Linked DNA regions of Homo sapiens: all the other regions are linked to region 3. A link is a loop called in an ENCODE intact Hi-C map of the cell type or tissue named here. Cell type or tissue: endothelial cell of umbilical vein. All regions are shown on one strand.

The links. A loop is a pair of places that touch in the nucleus more often than their neighbours do. Peaks named below come from ENCODE experiments on the same cell type or tissue, not always from the same donor. Only the 100,000 strongest peaks of a DNase experiment are listed, where the experiment ranks them.
Region 1: it touches region 3 in a loop (5-fold over the local background); 20 of 110 quality-filtered maps call a loop at or near these places.
Region 2: a loop joins it to region 3, with 8 times the contacts of the local background. A loop is called at or near these places in 30 of 110 quality-filtered maps.

Annotation. Positions count from the first base shown.
Region 1 is chr13:110,122,447-110,130,446 of GRCh38, reverse strand. LINC03082 (long intergenic non-protein coding RNA 3082) reads left to right here and starts at 1,311. Exons shown (of 3, transcript NR_187462.1): 1 at 1,311-1,590. LINC03032 (long intergenic non-protein coding RNA 3032) reads right to left here. Exons shown (of 3, transcript NR_148221.1): 3 at 5,213-7,994. RefSeq lists enhancers at 2,733-3,540, 3,541-4,349, 6,862-8,000. In endothelial cell of umbilical vein, no CTCF peak of the experiment used is centred here; a DNase peak (open chromatin) is centred at 3,836; H3K27ac peaks cover 3,482 bases.
Region 2 is chr13:109,344,026-109,352,025 of GRCh38, reverse strand. No RefSeq gene overlaps it. Among named protein-coding and RNA genes, the nearest start is that of LINC00399, 53 kb to the left of the region's middle. RefSeq lists an enhancer at 2,044-3,243. In endothelial cell of umbilical vein, no CTCF peak of the experiment used is centred here; DNase peaks (open chromatin) are centred at 3,055, 6,335 and 7,285; H3K27ac peaks cover 3,512 bases.
Region 3 is chr13:109,152,635-109,160,634 of GRCh38, reverse strand. All of the region lies in intron 32 of MYO16 (myosin XVI), which reads right to left. It overlaps LOC105370356 (a long non-coding RNA gene), which reads left to right and starts at 847. Exons shown (of 5, transcript XR_931717.3): 1 at 847-943. RefSeq lists enhancers at 275-780, 781-1,286, 3,277-3,826, 3,827-4,377, 3,785-4,984. In endothelial cell of umbilical vein, no CTCF peak of the experiment used is centred here; DNase peaks (open chromatin) are centred at 4,234, 5,004 and 5,914; H3K27ac peaks cover 3,799 bases.

The sequences.
Region 1 (8,000 bases), 970 kb before region 3:
GAATCTTCTTGTAATACAGTTCTCTAAGTGCTTCCCTGTACCCACAGTTCTAAATGATCTTCAGTGGAGCGTATTTGTCTGTGTGTGTGCGTGGGTGCCTTAATACTTCTGGAAGCATCCTCTTAACCCACTGTTTTCATTTATACACATATCACCTGTTTCATGGCTAGGACTTGGTAGGATTAGACATACATGGGCCAAAGGTAACTTCAGTCAGACCCTGTTTAATTATAAAATGGCAGAGTAAAATAGATCTAATATGTCAAGGGACACACCTTAAAGCTTATCCAGCCTGAAGAACATTAATGGTAAGTAGAAACAAGCGAACAAAGAAAACCTTTTGAAGTGGCAACAGAGGGGAGGGGTGGGTGCTGGCTCCTACTGAGTTGAGGACAGAGCCATTCCTCTCACTGATGTGCTTCTTCCCTGGAGGTGAGTGTGGGGTGCATGTGGGTGTGCGTGGGGTGGATCCCATGCTGGTGCCAGGACTGCCAAAGTGTGCGTTGGTGGGAAAGAGAAGGAAGGGAGAGCAGGATCCAGTGTCCATTGTGCTGATTTTTTGTGGACACAGAAATGAGAAGGCAGAGAAGATGTCCAAGTCTTCTGTAGGAGAGCTCACCCTCTCCTGGGTAGTTAAGGTCAACCACACTGCATCCGGATCCTGCCAGGAACTTGGAACGCCCAGAGGGCTGGCAGCGACGCAGTGCTGGACATTCCCACCCCACCCGGGCTGCTGCGCTGGGGGCAGCCGGATCCACAGAGATGCAGAAGATGTTGTGGGAAGAGACCATGGGAGAGCCACAGAAGCAGAAGCGCCTCCCTCCCCACTCCCTGCACACCCACCCCCTAAGCTGGGAGCGCCCAACATGCAGCCAGAAAAAAAAAAATCGTTGAAGGCCGGTTCACATCTACTGCCTAGAGAGCAAATCCTCACTGATGTCAATTTCACGTATATGGAAGTGAATATATTCACTTCCTAGGCTGCTGAAACGAAGTGCCACAAACTGCCTGGCTGAAAATAACAGGAATTTGTGTCTCACCATTCTGGAGGCTGGAATTCTACGATCAAGGTGATGTCAAGGCCAGACTGTCTCTGAGGCTCGGGGTAGAAGCTGTCCTGCCTCTTCCCGGTTTCCGGTGGGGCCAGCGGTGCTCGCGGATGCTCCTGCAGGCTTGTACATGCGTCGTCACAACCTCCGCCTTCAGCCACACCCCGTGTTCTTCTTGTGTGTCTCGGTCTTCACGTGGCGTGCCTCTTTTTTATAAGGACAGTGGTTTTATTGGATGCGGGGCCCACCCCATTCCAATGTGACCTCGTTCTAATTAATTACATCTGCAAGGACCTTATTTCCAAATAAGGTGACATTCTGAGGTCCTGGGGGTTAGGACTTCAACATCATTTTTGGAGAAAACCATTCGACCTTTGACAATGCCCAAGTAAAACGGTTTCATTTTTAGCGAGTGGACGTTCGAGTTCTCTATTTGAGGCATTTTTCTCAAGGATTTCTAACAATAGCTCACGTTATAGGTTGCGTTTATTTTTCACCATAATGATTTTTAAAATGTCAAAGCCTTGGCCCAACGACATGGGTGAGTTTGTTTTTATTGTTAGAAAGGATTCTATGCTGCTTTCAAATGTCTGCAGGTTTATTTTTAGCTGGACAGGAAGTGCATCTTACGCTTATGTTGGTTTGTAGGCTGCCCCCTTTTTTGGAGGAATGTTATTGTTAGAAAACCACGTTCAGTTTGGAGATGAGTTTGGATTGAGCACCACGCAAATCTAAGTTATAATTATACTACTCTCCGCTATAGATTTTCCAAAATAATCTTTCTGTTCATCAGAATTTGAAACCTTTCAAATAATGGTTCCGTTTGTTATTCACAATTTCACAGCCCAGCAGCTGCCTTTTATTTGTCTTTAAATGAAAGGTCAAGAGGTTTTGATGTAACCTGGGGTTGAATTGAAGGTAGCATGTCCATGTAGTGAGATGTAAAGTGAAAAATAAAAAAAAAAAAACATAAAAATGCTATGTCGTGACCACAAGATACCAGAATCATTCTTATTTGTTATGACTAAACATCCAGTTATTTCAAAGGGAGGGAAATAGTTCAATCCAGAGCTTACCTAAATTTTTCATTGTTTCAGCAAAGGGGCTTGTGATTTGGGGGAAGTTTAGTTCTTAAGTAGAGGACCTTTCCATCAGACAAGCTGCTTGTATTTGTTGCTGGTGCCACGGATAAGCTAGTATTTCAGAAGAGAGCAAGGTAATCCCATCCTAATGCCGTAATGAGGGTCACAGTGAGGTACGGGAAACGGTGGGACTTTCCACCTAAAAATATCTGCCAGCAGTTATATTGTCAGTTGGCTGTGATCTCCACCTCCAGCAGTGAACCTTCGGGGAGGAGGTTCTTTGACCTTCCTTGGTGTGATTGCCTGGGGAAAGTGATCATTTCATGGAATCGTGTCTGTTTCTCCATCCTCTTCTTTGAGGGACTTCTGAATGAATAAGGTATCACTCTCACACCCCAAACCAACACTTTAACCCTCTGTTGAAATACTATTTAAAGGATGGTTGCATGAGGATGGATTCTATTTTTGCCTGTGACCAAACACAATGAGTCTTAAAAAATAGCCTAGATTTCTTTCTGCTTTGCCTTGAGTGATGATTACAAACACCCCAGCCTTCCACGTTGGTAAGGGCCACTCTCAGGTTCACTAGTATATCTGATGGTGACCACTTACTAAGGTGCCTCCTGTGAGCCGGGCACATATCATGTGTGTGGCACGTCCCATCTCATTTACTCCTTACAACAGCCAGATGAGCTACAACACCCAGATGGTGCTCCCTATATCGCCTTTACAGAGAGGTGACATGGTGGTATGGAGGTAGCCAGGAAAAACCGCGCGGAGGCTCCGACCATCCATCTCTTTGCTTTAGGCCTGGGATCACTTGCAGATGAACCATCTGCCCCCTCCCTTGGGCTTTCTGGAGGGATGGACAAAGTACAGTATTAAGGCTACGCTTCTCTCTGTGCAAACAGCCCTCTTCCCATTTTAGGAAGGAAGCTCTTTATGCTGGAGAGACCCCCATGAACTAAGGAGCAGCTCAAAGCGAGCTTCCATGTCCTTCCAGGGGTCTGTGGATCTTCTGCTACTGCTTTAGCATCTCTGCTCTCCTCCCCTTCCCAGGCTCTGATAGAACCCTGAGGGCCTCACTTCCCTTGCTTCTGGACTTGCAACTAGGAATACATTTAAAAAGTCTCCTCCAGAGGAGCACAATTCCAGCTAAGCCAATCATCCATTCGAACCTTCATGTCTTGGGTTATCGGTTTTCTACTGCAAGGGACGCACCTCGTTCCTTGGAGGGTTACATGGGGTTTGTTGATGGTGTAATCAATTGCCCATGTGATTTGGAAAGACAAACTCGGCGGGTTGAAGCAGGATGTATCCTTCCACATTTTAATTGCTCCCAAGAATGATCAGATAATTGCCTTCCTTTGAAGGATCCATGAGAATGTGCTGAAGTGTCCCAGCAAAACAAAAGAGAGTCTCTGAGCGGCTTCTATTCTTGTCTGGCTCTGTTGACAGCGATTGAATGCTCTGGGGAAGAGAAAAGGCTGGCAGGGAGCCTGGGCCCAGAGGAACGTGAGGAGAGCTGGGCCCCCTCCGAGAGACGTTAGTGTGCTGTGCTCATTAGAAGGAGAATGTGCCACTTGTACTGCCTTCTGCTTACTGCCCCTCCTCCAGGGAGGACTTGTTGAAGGCATGAGAAAATATGAAGCCCGACCCCAGGGCTGGCAGCTGCCGCTGCACCGGAGAGCCTGCCTCCGGGAGCCAGGGACGGGCCGACCTGAGCACACACTTCCTTCCTAGCCTTGTTACAAACATTCCTGTGAGATGGGCAATTCTAAAAGGCTTGGCTGGCTTTAAATGGAGATTGTGAAAAGGCTTAAGCACTTTTGTGAAGTCAGATGTGACTCATCTCCTGCCTGTCCTTATGACCTGCTCGTCCAAACAAGTGGATGCATTGGTGAGAAAAGAAAAGGAAAGAAAAAGGAAAAAGGAAAGAAAAAGGAAAAAGAAAAGAAAATACAACCTCGGTATTTACTTTTTTGGTGGTTTCTATGCTTGATTGTCAAAATCCCTGTGGAGATTGGTCAAAGCAACAGTTTCTGGTGTGACCGGGGACCCTGGCTGCGTTCAGGTGCTGGTTTCTAATGGAGAAGATATTTCTTTTTGTGTCCAAGAGTCATGGGTTGGGTGGTCTGGGGGTGAGATGATGTCAGGGTTCAGGCCACAGGGTGTAAATGCAGAAGGACTTCGACATTGCGGACTCCAAAGTCCTACAGGCAGGCTGGGCACAGGCAGGCCCCAGCACAGTGCCTGAGACGGACCTCTGTGTCTTGAATGAGATCACCAGTCCTGGTGGGTATTTCAAGGTTGTTATAAAGTCAGGCAATGGGACCAAGACAGAAGCTTTGAGGACAGAAACAGTGGTTCTATGAGTAGTTCAGTAATGCAGAATCAGGGCCACAGGAAGCTCAGCTTCTGCAAGCTGGTGGCTGCCTCCGTAAAACATGGGTCTTTACAAGGCTCGTGGCCGCTGCAGTTATCTGGGGTGTGCACTGGCTTTTATTCTGATCACTTGTGAGTCTACCTGTCTCCCTGTGTATTTAGTTGCCCTTCTGTTGTAAAGGGTTTAGGGCTTGGGAAGGGCTGGATTCCTGCCCCCAAGTCCTCACCCCTCCCTTGGACTAGTGCCATTGGACTGTGCCTTGGTTGTGTCCATGGACAGTTGTGCATGTGAACAGGCTTGACCACGTGCCCGGTGCACCAAGACATAAGGGCACCAAGTGCATCTCCTCACACCTCTTGCTCTCCTGAGCTCTGTCAGGAGACAGTGTGTCTCAGGTGGCTTCCTGGCCGTGAGGCTGACAGGTGTGGAACACACCTGAACTGAGCCCAGCCGATCCACCCCTGCAGCAGAACTGCACCAGCCCCCTGCTGGCCTTCAATGCAAAAAATAAAGGCTGTAGACCCATGAAGGTTGTACAGGCAATCCTGACCTCAATGGCGGGGATGGGCTGGTGCCCTCCCCCGAAGTAGGAGGGACCTCACAGTCCGTGATGACGCATTTAGTTCAGAGAGGGTGAGGACTTGGCAGCAGCAATCCCATCCACCCCGCTGAGCCACCGAGACTGTAGCCGCCGAGATGTTCAGAATTCACTTTATTAATCAGCACAAATGGATGAATAGAGCATCTTCAGGTCCCAAAGAGTCCTGGGTGAGCCTGGGTTACATGGAGGGTCAGCTGGGAGGTCAGAGGGACCTCAAGATGCAGAGCTGAGCCTGTCAGGACAGGAGGGTCCTAGCTGTAGAGACTTCGACAGGAGAAGGAGAAGGCAGGGAGCCCGGCCAGTCGTGTTTTTCTCAAAGCCCACCAACAGCAAAAGCAACAGCAGCAGCAAAACCCACAGACCTCATCGTTCCCGCAGAGCTCCTTCCTGGAGTCCAGCCACCGCAACGCATTGCCTTCCTGTCATTTGGGTGGTGTGTGCCGCATTCATAGTCATCGTTGGGGGGCGTCTCAGGAACCCCCTCACATCGCTGTCCCTTTCAATTACCCCCCATTTGATCTCCCTCTTTGAAGTGGGGCTTTGAAAGCACATTGACAGCATCATGTGGGTGACTGGCCCCGCTCTTGTACAAAGGTTTAAGGAGATTAGCTCAGCCCCTGGATAAGATGGGTGAACTTCATTGCTCCTTGGCATCCAGGCATTAATCTGTTCTCAGAGCTGCTTCTTGAAGTGGGGAGTGCCTAGGAGACAGGCTGCAGACCTCAGATAGTGAGGCCCTTTGTAGGACACACACTCTCAATAGCACTCGGCCTCCACTGTGCACAACAAAAGACATTTTCCTGAATTATGGGAGGCAAAGTCCATTAAGTGCAAAACTACGGTGGAAAAATGGCTATCACGGTTTCCTGGGAGGTAGCCCCTGTGATTACAAATCCCACAAACTTTCATACATGAGAATTCAGCAATAAACCCTGAATTTCCTGGGGGGCTGTCTCTTGTTAGTTTTTGTCAATCACAGCCTTTTGGAGTTCAAATGGTCTTCCTTGTGCTATCTGTAGTACTTCACCACCTTACGGTGCCACGATGCTATCGTGGTCCATTTCTGAGCAAAACAGATACTCCACAAATGACGTAGGTTTCCATCCTTTTAAGTCTTATTCTAATGTTGGAGAACCTGCATGCACATGTTTTTAATATCTAAATGCCATGAGAAGAAAATGTACCGATGAATTGTGTTTCAAAGCTGTTTTCAAGTTTTTAAAAAATCCCTAAAGCGAAGCACTCTCTTGTGTAGACTAAGTTGGGAAGGGTGCTCGTCTTCCTGGACCAGTTCACACGGGCTAGATAAACCATAACCGCTGAGTTAGGATACCAAATACTGCAGGAACTAACCCCAGTACCGACGAAGCTTCTGTCTGCAGAAAAAGAGTTACACATATCCTCTGGGCATTAGGAAAACATCCTCCTTGTTTCCTTTAGATTCCAAAGTCTCTCCTAGTTTCCCTCCTCTTCCCTCCCACGGACTTTGAAGGGGGAATGGAAGTCAGGAGCTGTGGCTGCTAAGACACAGAGGGCAAAGCCCTGGGAACACAGGGCTTCCCCAGCAGCCCCAGCCCGGCTGAGTGGCACGATGGGGATGGGGGCTCTTGCAGGAGCTACTGCCGTGGAAAGAGAGATTCAAAATCGCCGGTTCTGATGGGCAGCGGGAAGCATGGCTCCCATGCTTATTTGGCAGGGGCTTCCCTGGAAGTGGGATTGGACGCATATGGGTTTTGTCAGCACCTTCTTGCTGAGCAGGGTCTGGTGAAGCTGTAGAAGCTGGGGACCTTAAGTCGGTGGCCCTTTGTCAGAGATTCTGAATGGCTACCCCTTTCAGCTGTGATCCACAGAAGGCAGTTCCCGGCTCCTGCTGGGCTCCAGCCCGAGGTCCCTGGGTCCTCCCTGAGTCAAACCTGGGCGGGGGTGTGCTCGCCTTCATGTTCCGCTCTGTTAGAAGGTTTCCAAAGCAGCGCTCTTTGTGTCCCTGGGTTGAAAAAATTCTTTCCTGGAAGAGCTGTTGCAGTTTTAACTTAAGCTTTCTTTTTCCCCTAAGACCCAACTGTGTGCCCACAGGACTGGACTGAGTGGGTGTCTGCAGCCAGCTCCCTGCGGAGTCTTTGTGACCAGTCCAGTTTACACTTGGCTTTCTATTTTCTCAGAAACTGTGGTCTCCCAGGAGTCACGCCAGCTCCGGGAAGGTATGAATTCTATGAATGCTGTGTGGGTCGGTGCCACCATGAACAGGGCATGCCCAGGCACGTCTCACCCCCATGGCTTCCTTAGGTTCACCTGCTTTCCACTGGCAATTTGATTTGGCTGACAGCTCAGGTGCTCTTTATAACTTCTGTGGGGAAAATTAGAACCCTTATCTCATCAATTACATGAGGGAGGGCTTTCTATCAGATACCTCACCCCTTTCACATGTTCTTTAAAAATATCAGCAGAGATGAGTGAAATACTATTAACAACTAGTGGCTCAATCTCATTGACACAGAATGTCCAGACCCCTGATTATTTTCTGTGATGAGTTGAACTGTGTCTCCCGAAAAGTTCATGTCCTAAACTGGGTACCTCTGAATGTGGCTTTATTTAAAAATAGAGTCATTGCAGGTATGATTAGATGAGGCCATATTAGAGTAGGGTGGATTGTAGCCCAATATAACTGCTGTCCTCATGAAAAGAAGAAAACATCGTATGAAGACAGAGATGCACAGGGAGGGCGCTGTGTGAAGATGATGGCAGAGGTTGCAGAGATGCTTAAAGAGCCAAGAACATCAAGGGCCGCCGGCACCACCAGAAGTCAGGAAAAGGCAAAGAGGGTTCCACTCAGAGTCTTGGAGCATGGCCTCCCGATGCCTTGATTTCAGACTTCTAGCCTGCAG
Region 2 (8,000 bases), 190 kb before region 3:
CCCTCATCATTATCCCCATCCCTTGCCAGGGGGTACATTTGTTACAATCAATTAACCTAAATTGACTCATCATCATCACCCAAATGTCACAGTTTACATTAGAGTTCACTCCTGGTGTTGCCCATTCGATGGGTTTTGGTAAATGTATACAGGTTTGTTTTTAAGGTGAAAAGAAAATACTCAAAAAGCTTAGAAGAGTATATGGCATAGATGAAAAACTCAAAATGTTACCTACTATCATTGATATTATTATTGATTATAGTGGTATGTTTTAAAATAATCTTTTGAAACACTTTTTCTTTTCTTTAAATTATAGTGGCATGTCCGTAACTTACATATGTGATATATGTTGTATATTTATGTAATTTGTAATAATTATATACTACCATGTATAGTAGTATATATTACATATACTATATAATATGGTATGTATACTATGTAATATATACTTATTCTTTATTATACATAACACAATATATTACATATATATACTATATATGAAGACATACATATATAGTGTATATACTAAATTATTAGGTTGGTGCAAAAGTAATTGCAGTGTTTGCCATTACCTTCAACAGTAAAAACCGCAATAACTTTTGCACCAACCTATAATACATGTCTTCAAAAACTGATGAGCAGAATCTCTGAACTCAGCCAAACACAGAAGGATCCTAGGGTATGGGTGATTGTTGAAATACATGCTGCAAAATATTCCTCTTAAAAGCCTCACTCTGTAATCTGAAACTTCTAATATTCTGGCTGTCTTTGAGTGTGGTAAGCTCATATTTTGAGGTCAATAATTCGTATTCCCTTTAAATAACACCAGTTGTTTGCCTCTGGACAATGATAATCTTTAACGTGGGAAGATTTAATCCTAATTGCAAGAGGTCTTACAGACAGAAGTGACTTCCAAAAACACAGACCAATATTTCCTGGAATAAAATTCCAGATATTAACAGGCTTTATTATGGCGGCCTACATCAGTGTGTCAATGCATAAGAACATAAGCTGAAAAAAAAAATTGGCTCAGATCATAAAAATAAAGCTTAACAGTTGGATTCAACATCTCTTATCATCTACCACTCCCCACAGACATCTCATCTCTGAATCCCGATCCGTTATTCTTGAGCTAGGTACACACATTCAATACTCTGTAGCCCAAGGCAATGCCTACAATCTAAGTTCTAGGGCAGAGACTACCATATTCAGTTTTTTTATTGTTTCTCCAAGTCAATTATTTCTTAGAAATGTATTAAATTTTCTCATGCCAGATTTTATGTGATTTAATTATGGAACACTAGAGAAAATCAGGGATTTAAAAGAATTTTTCATGCCTCTCAGCCATGATCCAAGGTGACTGGTTGTACGTGGTAAAGGATAGCATCTACTCAGTCCCCGCGATTTGAAGACATATGTAACCAGCACTTGCCACCTTATCATTATACTCTAGAAGGCCATCAACCAAGACTTCATTCCGGATGTCCTAGCTCTCAGAGAACATCCCTTTCGACCCAATTGTATTGTCTGTTCATACTCTATTATTACAGTAAATGTGAGTGAACAGCAGTGTATTGACTTTTAATTATGTATAGTATATTTTTAAAATTTGTAATTACTATTCCTTTATACGTCTCTAAAAATCTTGTAATTATGATGCTAAACACTATCACACCATTGGAAATGGCAGAACTGTTCAGATTTGCCAATATCTGGGTGATTACTCTTGCTTGCAAAGGTTTTTAGAGAAGTAATAATTATGTGCTTAGCATTTAAGCTATTTCTCCAAGTTTACAATTATTATTCTTTCTTTCTGCAGAGAGCACTGTGACTTACAAAGAGTAAGAAAACTAGAAACTTTTGTTTGGTTTGCCAATGTATTGGCAGCATGATTGGGACAGAATCCAGGTCGTGCCCCAGGAGAAAGCTATTCGTGACACCATCTCTTCGCACCCTGAAAACATATTTATTAATTCAGTGTTTGACGTGTGTTTGTAATTACTGATGTGTATTTATGGGTTTCAGGTGATTTTTTTAAATCTTAGAATCTCTGCCCCTTATTGAGGGTGGTCTTAAGGTAATAGGACATTTACTGAAACAACCTTCTGTACCAAACATGATGCCTTCTTTTACCTCCGTGGCTTCCAGCTTCAACCTGTACTCCATGTTCCTTCCAGACTCTGTGCTCCATCCACAGCAAACATTGCAGCTTGCTAAGCAGCCTGTGCTGTTGCTTCTGGGCCTTTGCATCGGATGTGGTCCCTGCTTAACAGACCTTCCCTAGCTCTTTGCCTGCACACAATATTCAGCTCACCCTTCAATTCAACGCAGCTAACTCACCTTTTCTTCTCTAACAGCCTCATCCCCTCCCCTAGAGACTTATCCACTTCTCTTTGTGCTACACTGGTATACTAGGCATTTCTGTCATTTTTTTTCCTGTATAACATCCTCTGAATGTAGCATCTATTTAGTAATTATCCTATTTGAGGATGGAACTGTCTTTAAAAGAATCTTCAAGATATATACAACCAAAAATGGCAAACAGAGTAACACCTACACAAGTTTGGTACAGTGCCAGAAACACATGCTTTATTTTTCTGGACAAATTAAAGAAATTCACCTTTGGTCACGTCCACTTCTATATTTGGACATTTTCATGTGGTTTCTGGGTACTTCTCTCTTCTTCATTCCTCTTGTTTTTTTTCCTGGCTTATTTTTACATTAGTAGTTCAATTTTTAAAGTTCCTGAAACAAATGCAAAAAGTTGGTATGGTATTATTCAAAGTATAAGATCAATTTGTAGATCTTAGGAAATTCTAATTCTATGAGTCACTTTACTTCTTCTGTATGGGTCTCCTTTTATTCACTTAAACTGTTAATGTAACAAGAATTTATCTACTGAGTGATTGCACCAAGCACCCTGTCCTTATTCCTTGCAGGGAAATAGTAGGAGTGAAGAATCTCCTTAGTCATTATTTTAAAGTATTTTTTTCAAGTCAGTGAAACTACAACAGTAATGACAAAGTTAAAAGCATTTAGATTACAACTTCAAACAGTGATTATATCTCAAACATGTGCTATTAAAAAATCTTCGGGAGTTAGAATGTGATAAGATTTGTCATTCATTTTCACAGATATTTGGAAGATATTTCAAATAATAAATTTTGCTACTAAGTGGTAATTTAATTGTGCATTTAGACTCAAATTTCTCTGGACAAACATCCTACTTAAATTTTTCTTACCCATAGTAGATTTTATTCGAACGAGAGTAAACACTTTAAAAGCTTTGATGGAAGAATTAGTAAGTACCAATGACTCATAGTTCATCTAGCATTTTTCTTCCCTCATGCATTTTGATGACCATTTAATGGGTTACACCACCAAAACAGCTCCATTAAAAATTTTCAAGCCAGAATAAGAAGGTAAAATTAACCCACAGTTTTTCAGGTAGATCCATGAATTAAGACAACTACAGGAAACATCAATGGGTAAAAAAAAATGTATTCTCTTTTTATAAGTTTATAATAATTATTTATTAGGATCACTGTCCTTCAAAGTTCTAAATTTAATTGAAGAAAACTTGTTAATGCTTATAGAAGAGTCACTTTGTTAAATTTATCATGTTTGTATATTAATTGCTGATACGTGAGATAAATCTAAACATGATATAATCAGTCATAATATTTGATTTTTAAATTGGCAATTACATTTCTTGATTATTGATTTAGAAGAATTTTCTTTTTTTCTTTCTTTCTTTCTTCTTTCTTTCTTTCTTTTTCTTTCCTTCCTTCCTTCCTTCTTTCTTTCTTTCTTTTTCTTTCTTTCTCTTTCTTTCTTTCTCTTTCTTTCTTTCTTTCTTTCTTTCTTTCTTTCTTTCTTTCTTTCTTTCTTTCCCTTCCTTCCTTCCTTCCTTCTTTCTTTTCTTTTCTTTTCTTTTCTTTTCTTTTCTTTTCTTTTCTTTTCTTTTCTTTTCTTTTCTTTTCTTTTCTTTCTTTTCGGATCTCACTCTGTTGCCCAAGCTGGAATGCAGTGGCACAGTCATGGCTCATTGCAGCCTTGACCTCTCAGACTAAACTGGCCCTCCCACCTCAACCTCCCAAGTAGCTGAGACTACAGGCATGAGCCACCAGGCCCAGCTATTTTTTTAATTATTATTATTTGTAGGAGTGAGGTCTCACTATGTTGCCCAGGCTGGTCTTGAACTTTTGGGTTCAAGCAATCCGCCCGCTGCAGTCTCCCAAAGAGCTGAGATTATAGGCATGAGCCACCATGCCTGACCTAGAAAAATTTTCAATATGTTACAGAATGTTTATCAATCTGGTAGTGCTATTAAAATAGGGTCTTGGAAATACCCTTCTGGCAGCAGAGAGCAGATCTGGTGGCAGGGAATATGACCAACTCACAGAAAGGGCACAAGCAAGGAAACAGTGTGAGGTGGTAGCAAGAGTGATGAAGAGAACAAGGCAGATTCAACAAGTGCATGGAAGTAAAATCAGCAGAACTTGATAGATCTGTTAGCTATGCAGAAGAAGAGAAAAGAAAGAAAGTGAAAGATGGCTTGGTCAATTCTATCCCAGGTCTTTCCAGAAAGGAATTCAGGGAGGACCTGGTTTGGGAAAGGCCAAAGGTGGGAGCAATGATGAAACGGGTGTAATCCATGGTCAGAGACTCTGAAAGAGGGCATCACTTTAAAACACATAAGTAATTTTTAAAAATCCTAATTATTATATCACCAGTGAACTTGGTGAAAAAAAGAATTGGGAAGGCTGATAATAAAATGCTTTTTCTAAAGGGATCTCTCTGAAGAATTCAGTTTTATTATTTCAATAGGTTTTGGTGAAACAGGTGGTGTTTGGTTACATGAATAAGTTCTTTAGTGTTGATTTCTGAAATTTTGGTGCACCCATCACCCTAGCAGTGTACACTGTACCCAATGTGTAGTCTTTTATCCCTCATCCCCCTCCAACCCTTTCCCCTGAGTCCCCAAAGTCCATTGTAAAATTCTTATGCCTTTGCATCTTTATAGCTTAGCTCCCACTTATGAGTGGGAACATATGATGTTTAGTTTTCCATTCCTGAGTTACTTCACTTAGAATAATGGTCTCCAATTCCACCCAGGTTGCTGCGAATGCCATTATCTCATTCCTTTTCAAGGCTGAGTAGTATTCCATGTGTCTATGTGTATGTGTATATATATATATATACACACACATATAGATATAGATATATATACATGTGATATATAGGTATATATCAGATTTTCTTTATCCACTCATTGATTAGTGGGCATCTGGCTGGTTGTATATTTTTGCAATTTCAAATTGTGCTGCTATAAACTTGCACGTGCAGGTATCTTTTTCACACAATGACTTCTTTTCCTCCGGGTAGATACACAAGAGTATGGGATTGCTGGATCAAATGATAGATCTACTTTTAGTTCTTTAAGGAATCTCCACACTGTTTTCCATAGTTGTTGTATTATGTTGGTGCAAAAGTAATTGCAGCTTTTGCCATTAAAAGTAATGAGTAATGAGCCTACCCTTTAATCTGCCATGGAGAATGATGATCACAATAAGAGACTTAATATTTATTCTGTGCTTCCCAGGTGTCAGGCATTATATGCTGTTCTATGTCTTATCTCAGCCATTGAGAAGTCCTATCAGGCAGGGCTGATTGTCCCCACTTACAAAAGGGTGAGATCTAGCTCCGAGAGGATTCATGATATGCCACAGGACTGACAGCCAGGAGTAACTTTCAGGACTGCTCTGAACAGGCAACCCTAGGGAGAACTGCATGAGCCCACAATCTGGGATCAATGAGCAGATAAGAGAGATGAGAGAGGACAAAGCTGCTCCTCTGCTCCTTTTTCCCCCCAACTTTCTCCTTTAAGATCCATCTTTAGGGGCAGCAGGGAGAACAAATGGGTGCAATGGGAAGTGGGGTCCCGGAGCTCAGAGGCAATAAGAGCAGCTGACGTGCATGGGGCTGAGGTTCCAGGTAGAGCTGGATTTTACTCCAAAGTGTGCAGAACCCAATTTCAACTATCTTTGAAGAATCACAAAGAAAGTGAAAGGGCAAAGCCACGAGTCCTGGAAACCTCAAATAGTCATACTTGATGGTATTTTCTGGTAAACCTGTGGAATGGACTATTGTGCTACAGACTTATAAGCCCTTTAGAAAAAGCAGTCATGATTTTCAGGAGTCAGCATGGCTTCACTAACAGCGAGTCACACCTCATTTGCTTTCTGACATTTGACTGGACTGGCAGCTTGGAAGATGACATAGATGTGGGGTAGCTGGGTTCCATCAAAGCATGTGACAGAGTTCTGTTTAATATGTTCACGGAAGCACAGCAGGATGACATGAATGGACTGATAGCAAAATCGGATGCAACGTAAAGCAGTGAATAACTATTTTTTTAAAAAGTGGTGATTAATGTACTGATATCAGCCTGAAAGGAAGTCATTAGCAGTAAGCCAAAAGGTTCTGATACGATTAAATCCAGTCAAATGCTTTTATCATTCACTTACTTGAAGGCATGGAAAACATGCTTCTCAAATAAGTGGGTAATCTAATGATTGTGGGAATGTCTACTACAGCAAATGACTGTATCAAGATTTAAATAATCTAGGGATGCCAGTATGAAGCACAAAAGAAGGTGTTGGAAATTTCTTTCTGAGAAATCCTTTGAAACAAGATAGATCCCTCATCAAGCCAGAGCTGGTAAGAATTTCTGCTTTTGACTTGTATTTAATTTTGAATTGAATTTGGTGAATAAAATTTGGCTTCTTTTCCTCCTCCTGTAGAAACTAACTCCAAAATAAGAAGCAAAACAAACAAATGAACTTCATCTTTAATTTTTAAAAAAGAAAAATAAAAATGAAGGAAAGAAAGAATAAAACAGAAGCCTAGCCTCTCAAAAGCAGTGACAATCAAACATGGAAACCCTCGAGGGTGGACACCTATGGTCCCAGACCTCAGAAAAGGCCATCAAAGTCCACTTGTTCAAGGTAGATGGCAGCCATGCAGGTTAGATCTAAACTCGGGTCACAGGATGGGGATGAGTTCTGCCCGGCCCTGAGAGCGTCCCCAGAGTTCGTCTGGCTCTGAGAGAAAGTTGAGGAAAAGTGGCTGAGAGAGCACCGTGCCAAAGTGTCTTCAGAAGGTTGTCCTTGGTGACAACATGAGGCAGGTGGTGAGGCAAGGAGAAGTTCCACTGGGAGTCCCCCGAATGTTGATCCTGCTTGGATGAAAGGAAATGAGAGTCCAGAAGCTCATCTGCACTCCATAGTCCTGAGTCATTCTGAGAATTCCTAACATCCTGAAGCACACGCTGCCCCAGGTCCCACATGGACTTCCTACAGATAGTCAATATGTGGAGAGCTTGTCTTGTTCAAACATGAGAAATATTCGAGAAATAATTTAAAAGGAATAAGCAAAATATACAAAGATTGTACAATTCTACAAATGGGAAGAAAGAACAGAGAAATTAATTTCTAATGCAGACAAAAACCTGCATTAGAAAAACGCTACCACAAAGAGAGATTATGATCCAACCTATCTTCACAAATTACCAACAAAATGAAACCATCATCTGTATAAACAAAACACGCAGCAGAAACACATTAGTTCATGGGTGATATATTGGGACCTCAGAAGAATGTGCTATGTGAGCTGGTGTAGCTCAGGAAAAAATGTGAAAAATATAAATGCACAGGAAAAAATGATAGCTAAATGGGAAGCAGCACTAAGGAGAAATACTATGAAAATACAGCTCTGCACATAATGGACTGTACTGAGAAAAACACTCAAAATATAAAGAAAATGAGCAAAGAGTTAATGGGATTACAGTGAAAAACAGTAGTTATGGAACAAGGCAAGTAAAATCTAGAAAGTGTGATGGATTTACCTAAGTAGGGTGTATTAGTCAGGGTTCTCTAGAAGGACAGAACTAATAGGATATATATATATACACACACACTATATATATACACATACAC
Region 3 (8,000 bases):
ATAATATTTAAAGGTGTGTCTGAGACATTTTTGTGCCTCTGTATCTAGTGAAGTAAGGGGTTGTGTAGTTCAGTGGCATCCTGTGGTTGGGTCCATGGAAACACGGGTTGGTTTGGACACCTGCAGTGTTTTCTTTTGGCCTATTAACAAGATTTCTCTGTGACCTCGGGCTCGGTGCTATTTTTACAGGTACGAGAGAATTGAATCACATCAGGATCTGACTCAAAAATAAAGTCTTGGCCTTTGCATTAAGATATGATTATTAATTACAAGTTTGCAGTGTAGGTACATTTAAGGTGAATTTTAATCTAGCGAGAGCAAATCTCTAAATGTTGATACAAAAAATTCGGTTGTCTTGTGCTAGTTTTTATATAACTGAAATATCACTCCCAGTCAATGTGATTCTGTTTTAAATCATGGCTCTTGATAGGAGGTGCTTTCTGACCCCCAGGGGACATTCAGCAATGTCTGGAGACATTTTTAGTTGTCACAACCGGGCGATGGGGTGTGCTACTGACGTCTGGTGAGCAGAGGCCAGAAATGCTGCAAAACATCCTATAACACACAGGACGGTCCCCCAACCTAGAATTATAGTATCCAGCTCAGAATGTCCATTGTACTGAGGCCGAGAAACCTCGCTTTAAAACATAAGTCGGATCATGTCATTCCCGACTCCAGCCTCTCTGCTGCTTTCTGAGTTGATTCACATTAAGATCCAAAGGCTTCCTGAGGCTGAGAGGACCTTGCATGCCCTGACTCCTGCTGGCCTTGGGCCCCAGCCCCCCTTACACGCCTTAGGCCTTGGCCTCGGTCTTGCCTTCCCGGCCCTGTCAGCCTCCCAGCCTCTCTCTCCTTCTCCAGCGTCCAGCAGGGCATGGCAGCTGCACTGTGTTCAGGCCTTCTGGATGACCTTCTGAAAAACAGCACCTGTCTTCCTCGCCAGGTCAGTTCCTGTCCCCACTCCTTGCTTTAGTTTTCTACACAGTCCTTCTCACTGCATGGCACAGAACAGCCCAATTGTTTGTTTTGTGTCTCCTTCCTCTGGAATGTGGGCAAATACAATGTGCGTTGTATTTTCAGTGCCTAGAATAGAGCCCGGCTCACAGATGGCACTCAATTAATATTTGTTGAAAAAGAAAAAAGATGAATGAACAATAAATTAGTTTTAATAATGTTGCTATAGAAATTCTCTTTCTGAAAGGAGCTACACTTTCCATACCTGTAAAATAGCTTGCACATTTACTAAATGAAAATTTTATGCAAATAAGTACAGTAAAGCCACGCACCACAATGATCATTTTTCCCCATTCACACAAGATTGACAACTTACGGAAGCACTTTCAGTGTTAATCCACCTTTGAGTGCTGATCTTTACTTATTTAAAATTATAAGATAAGGAAAATATCTCATTGCATGAGGTGAATATTTTCTTTTATGCAATGGAGTGGAGCTGTTTGTTTTCTACCTAAGCTTGTTAACTTATGAGAGAAAGGACCTATGGTTGTTTGAAACTGATTCCTGACCCATGGTTTGAGAATTCAAAGACACAAGGTCCATACATAGTTTTTTAAAATTGTACTTTACATTGCTTTACAATCTGTAATATCAGGAGATAAAAATCAATTTGATGAATGTTGGCATGCTTTGGCTGTGCTGAGTGTGACTCTGGAATCCTGGTGACTGGAGTGGGCACAGTGGGTTGACCCGTAGTTACGTGAAGGGGCTTCCATGCACCCCTATCTTCCCCAGGCCTCTTCCAAGGCCGAGGGAGGGACTCAAGCAATGTACAAACAGTTAACATTTGTAATACTTTGTAAACGTATACTTTGATTTATTTTCTCATTTTGAATAAATGTCCACTTAACTCTCTAAATGTTCATTTTTCATCTTTATTATTATTTTTTTAAAAAAGCTCACCTTTCCCCAATTGCATATGCTTCAATCTCTGGACAAAAACCAAAATGGGTCTCAGGCATAGAGCCTCTAGCCATAATCTACATGATGAAATCTTTACCTTTGAGTAATTCACAGGCGGGAGGAGAAATAGGTGTGAGGTCACTGGATGAGACTACAAAGGCAACGTCACCTCCGGCTCACCTTGGAAATGTTTTATGGGAAAAGTCCAACTCCTCAGACAGTAACAAGACTGTTTTATAAGTTTGCCATGACAGGAGAGGTATGAATAAGTTAACATCAGGGATGTGTCTGGGAGAGGAGACACAGGAAGGATTTTGTGGAGGGAGGGGGAGGTAGGATGGAAGGCGAGAAGAGGAACTTCTCTTAAGGAAGAATGCAAAAACTCTGCAAGAGTGGAGAGACGTTTCTTAGTGGGGAGAGAGAAATGTCCTTGAATAATTCTGGGAGAGCTGGAGAAAGACAGGGAGCATAATGGGAGTTAAGATGAGTCCTTGCTCCAAACCAAGAGTGACAAGAAACCTGGCAGAACGGACAGCACGTGGTTCAGCCCTGGGAAGGCAAAGAGATGCCCTGGAGCGCAGTGGCCACTCTGGGGAACATGAGAGCTGAATGAAGAAGAAAGGAAGAGGGGTGGACCATGAGCAAACTATATTCCTCCCCCAAGCTAGGGAGCTCTCCACTGATTCAACAGGTATTCACGTCCTACAAGGTCCAAACCTGGTGCTAAGATTTACTTTAGAACTTAAAGAAATATTCGTCCGAAAGAAACAATCCATTGAGTGCTCACATTTTAGAGGGGTTATGGAGCACGGCAGATGACAAGAATTTATGACGACCGGGTAAGTGCAAGAAGAAAAGGGACTACATCTATCCTGAGGGGTATAGAAGAATGAAGAATCTGACGCATCACTGTGGGACTCGCATCCTGCTCAGCTGAGCTAATTTTGACGGTTTTATTCACTTGTTAAAGCCTTTGACACTTATAATGCCAACCCATGTGACAGGGACATCCAGGGTGCATTCTAAGGGGTGCTTTTCCCCAGGCTTCTCTGTGGTGACTCAGCTCTAAGGGGGACTGTCTTCAAGGTGCCTTCAAGGCATGTGTTAAGGTTGCAAAGGGCCAGGGGGCTGGGATGGGAGCTCTGCAAAATGCTCTAGGAATTCTTAGGAGAGGTCAGAGTGGGCTGGAGCAGCCAGGTGAGCCTTTGTTGTGTAGGCAGGAGGAAGAAGCAGTGGATTTTGAGTTGAGGACGGAATGTGGAGAGGGGGAGGGAAAAGGAAGGGAATGCCGCAGAGGCAGAGCTGACTGCACTCGTGAGGGAGGGGAGGCTGGCTCTGCCCACACCTCCGCACCGGGAAGTGGGAGCAGAGAGCTTTGGAGTCTATGAGCATCACAGGACTGGGTTCCAGCAAGTATTTTGAGCAAGGGCATGCTGTGAAGAATAAGGTTTTTTTTTTTTTTTTTTTTTTTTTTTGTAAATACTAATCTAGCAAAGAAAGTATACAGCTGAATGGACCTTGAGGAGAGATTAGAAGTAGAAAGAGAGTCAGGGGAGAGGCTGGGGAAGCAGAAGGAGGAGTGGAAAGGCAGGAGGAAGCTGAGTTCAATCCCACTGAGCGGGAGAACTGGGACCTGATGGGGACCACAGCTGGGGCGTGGTTCAGAGCAGCAGCTCCCACCTGAAGAGCAGGGTGCATCTGGGGTTGTACTTGTTGACTTTGAAGTGACAGCCGCAGGCCTGAGGATTAAATTGAGTGGCAATTTTTTGAAGAAGAGAATTTATTAGGACTGGAAAGGAAACAGCTAGGAGAGACTTAAAAATCTCTCAGGAAGGAGAAATTTTCAAGGAAGAGACACTCTCGAGTGTGAGGAGGTAGCAGGAGGGGACGCCCAGGTGACTGCCGTGCAGGAGGGCAGATGTGGGCGTGCAGGAGGGCAGATGTGGGCTTGCAGGAGGGGCTGCAGGCCAGGAGCCTTGGCAGAGGGCAGGACTGTGTGGCACGCAGGGCGGCTGACAGCGTCAGTGCTGGGGAAAGGCCAGGAAGCAGGGGAGAGAAAGGAGCCATGGAATGTTTCCCCAACAAGATGCTGAAAACACCACTTTTCTCTTAGGTACCTGCGCTAGAGATCAGATTAGAGTGTATTTTAGAATCCTATGAGATGGGATCCGGGTTTCAGTAACGCAGGAGAAAAACAAACTATAGCTGTTTGGCTGACTTAATACTGAGAGTGCTATGTAAGGCATAAAAAATGTGAAAATACATTTTAAACTCATTACTCATACTGGCTATAACTCATTCTGAAACTCTATAGGAAAATTCCTCTTCAGAAAGGCTATTGCATGAAGGGAATGTGCTTGTTTTTTCCTACTTGGCATTAAGGAAAAGTACAAATGCAGAGAGAGGTGCCTGGCAGGCTCCCACCACTTCTCAAGTTCTCGTTTGTAAAATTTAGAAGTCGCAGCTCGACAGCGCTTGCAGATACACATAGATGGTGCGTAATTAAATTTGGATACAAGCACTTCGACCTGAAATTGGCGTCTAGCTTGTGTTAAACCAAATCTAGTTTGTGTTACACAGGGCAACTCCTTTTAAATCTCTAAAATATAGATTTCTCTGAAACCCTGTATTACTGCACATGAGGAAGAAATGCAAACAGGGCTTTGACACCCCTCTCAAGTCGACCTGCATCCTACTTTATAAGCTTCTAGGAAGTGATTTGTTTTCTTTTACATAATATGTTTTTTCTTTTACATGATAGAATTTTCTTTCCTTTCCATGATAGCATAATCCAAATATTTGTGTTATTGCCTCTCAGAAAGACGAATTTCAGATGTAAAGAACCACAGAGGCTAATCTGAAACTCAAGAAGAGAGAGTTCAGTGGAGATGGGTGGATGTGAGGAGAGTGGAGACTGCTACAGGGGAAATGTGTTAAACTCATGGAGGTGACACACTGCAATTATGCATGTTTTGAACAGCACAATTCTAATTGCCTTTTGAAAACGTGCAACAGATTTTATCATCCCTTTGTGAATGCTTGCAGAAATATATCAAGAGAGGGCGTCTGAGTCTAGTGGTGATGGAGATCTGGGAAGAGAACTGGGTTCCCAGGCAGTTACTCTTGTGACACAGCTGTTACCCACACTATGTGGACAGGTCATATTTCTATAAGCATTGATTACTTAAGAAACAGAAAAATACATCACTGCAGACCTTGGAAAGGTTGCGTGTGCTGAGAAACTGGATTTGCCCGGCCCTCTACTGACTTTAAATGTCTCGGGCTGGGCTCCCGACATTCCTTCCTACTTGTTAATAACCCCTTATGAAATCACCACCCTGGAGTAGATCGAAATTCCTCTTGAACTTATGTTTTAAGCATTCTTCTCTGGTAGCGAGTGCCGCAGATACTTATCCTCCAGGTTAAGCGGGGAGGAATGGAAATGTCTGCTCCTCCTTCACTCCTAACTCTTGTCACCCACCCCCCCGCCAAGTCGAAGGAGATGGTTTGTGCTAGAAAACACCAACTGAAGTAGGAAACAGAGCGATGTCTTCAACAACATATGTGCTGAGCAAGGGAAGAATGCATTGATAGTAAAGCTAAAAAATGACTGTCAGTATAAATAAGGTTTTCAGTACCCAAAAATGCACAGAAAATTAAGTTGTGCCAATTTCCTTTTAAATTTAACTAACTGAATCCTTTTTTGCCCATTTATTCTGTCCCTGCCATAAAGGGGAAAAAATCACTTCAATCCCTTTCCTTTTCTTGTACTTGGGTAGCTTTTTTTTTTTTTTTTTTTTTTTTTTCATAATTAGCCGAGTATGCAATACCTAAACAACATGCCTGCTTGGCCCAGAGCCCCATTCCTCATGCATACTTTTATAGGTCATGAGGTTATTTATATTGCTGTTATTTTTACATTTCCTCAATGCCAGGTGGTAACGTAAATCCAGGAGTCCTGAGCCACGATGTGTGGCCAAGTACGCGGTCGGTGTCAGCAACATATGTTTTCCTGGAGGGAAATGGTTCCTCCTCACTTTCCCCAGAAGGCAAAGGTGAGAAGATAACGTCCCTGCTCTTCTGTTGGGAGTGTTTCGTGTTGGTGACACCTACAGCCTGGATGGTAAGCTAGTGGTGCCTGTCCTCTGCTAAAAAAGAAACAGCAAAAATTAAAGAAAACAGAAAGAAAGAAAAAGAAAAATTACAGCAGTGGTGGATGTGAGGTCTTTTCAAATCCCTTGCTCAGAACTCATTACCAATTTACCCATCTAAAGTACTTAATAACAAAAAAAGACACAGACCAGGGCCCATCGGAACGAGCATGAGTCATCGACCTTGAGCATTTTGCTGTGTCAACATTTCACCAAGGAGAAACGTGGCAGGCCCGGGCCAGGCCACCCAAGGCGGTGGGATGGACGTGGGGACCTTGAGAGCTCAGGGCAGCAGCCCTGCACCAGCTGGCATCAAGACATTTCCATATTTTAATAAGAGTGTGGCAGCACCTGTGGACACCAGCTGAAGCATAGCCCACCTGCCCACACTCACTGGCTCCCAGCCAGGAGCTCGGAGGCCTTGAAAAATAAATTTAAAATATCTATGGAGATTCAAATTCTTCTCGAAATTCTGGAAGAGCTACATGGACCGTGTCTTTGATAGCCGTAGCGGTTGCATCTCTTTCTGGTGGTAGATTGGCTGGAGTGACTAATTCTTTACGTGCTCACGTGACCCAATTTCCCCTGATGGGCCACAGGGCAGGTGCCAGTCACTCAGGAAGGACAAATGACTGGGACGCAGTAGAGAAAGGCTGAGCCTAAGCTTCCAGTGGATTCACACTTCACCAGGGACCACAGGAAGACACCATGAGGTGGCCAGGCAGGTCGGTGGTGGGGTTTCCCTTCTCCTAGCCTAGCTGTTAATTTCTTAAGTAATTAATCAGCCCAGATTAATCACTTTTTTTTTGAGACAGAGTCTCGCCCTGTCGCCCAGGCTGGAGTGCAGTGCTGCAGTCTCGGCTCACTGCAACCTCCACCTCCAGGGTTCAAGTGATTCTCCTGCCTTAGCCTCCCAAGTAGCTGGGACTACAGGCCCACACCACCATGCCCGGCTACTTTTTGTGCTTTTAGTAGAGATGGGGTTTGACCATGTCGGCCAGGCTGATCACAAACTCCTGACCTCAGGTGATCGGACGGTCTTGGCTTCCCAAAGTGTTGAGATGAGCCACCTCGCCCAGCCAGATTAATCATTTCTAAAGTACGTAGGTTCACATGTAAATGAACATAGAAATAGCAAGAAAAAAATCTATCCTTTCTATATCTATATATCTATAGCTATTCTGATACAGTTACTCCAAAACATAATTTGATCACGCCCTTTGAAAAATCCTTTTACTGTGCAGGATAAGGCACACAGTGGCTTCTAGCACACAAGAGGACAACCTCCTCTTGTTCTGATGCTTTCTCTTTGGAGATTTTGTTTCCTATTTGCCCGTATAAATCCTCCCCTGTAGACCAGTGTTTCAGAGGACATATTTGTGAGCTGAGAAATCAATTTAGTGGGTCATGACACGCACTTTAAAATGAAAGAGAACAGAATACCATGAGTAAAAATGCAGTGTTGAACGAGCGTCATGGATACGTCGTGTTTTGTGAATCCCGAGTAGTATCTCTATGTAAAATGTGAGTCTCGTCCCCTGGATGCGTCGGAGTTTTCAAGTTTCCTTGCCATGGTCTGCTTAAGAGAGAGCCCACATTTCATTTTAAAAATCCATACAATTCCATGCAATGTCTGGCACCAAATAGATTCCTTGGAATAAATGAATGAAGTGTGCCCTTCGTATTTAGTGATTTTTCCGAAACCTTTTTGAAATTTTGAAGCAAACTGCAGATAGTAATAGGAAATACTACTGCTAGTTTTATCATTTTGCCTGAAGTTAACCTCTGATATTTTGTAGCCTAGGAAGAACTACATATCCGGAGGCATGCCATAGGGTAGTTTTCTCACCTGATAAAAGGAACGTTTGTTTCTAAAGCTATTGCAGAGGGTTCCGAAGACATGCTCAATCCCCGCAGAAATGGAAATGTATT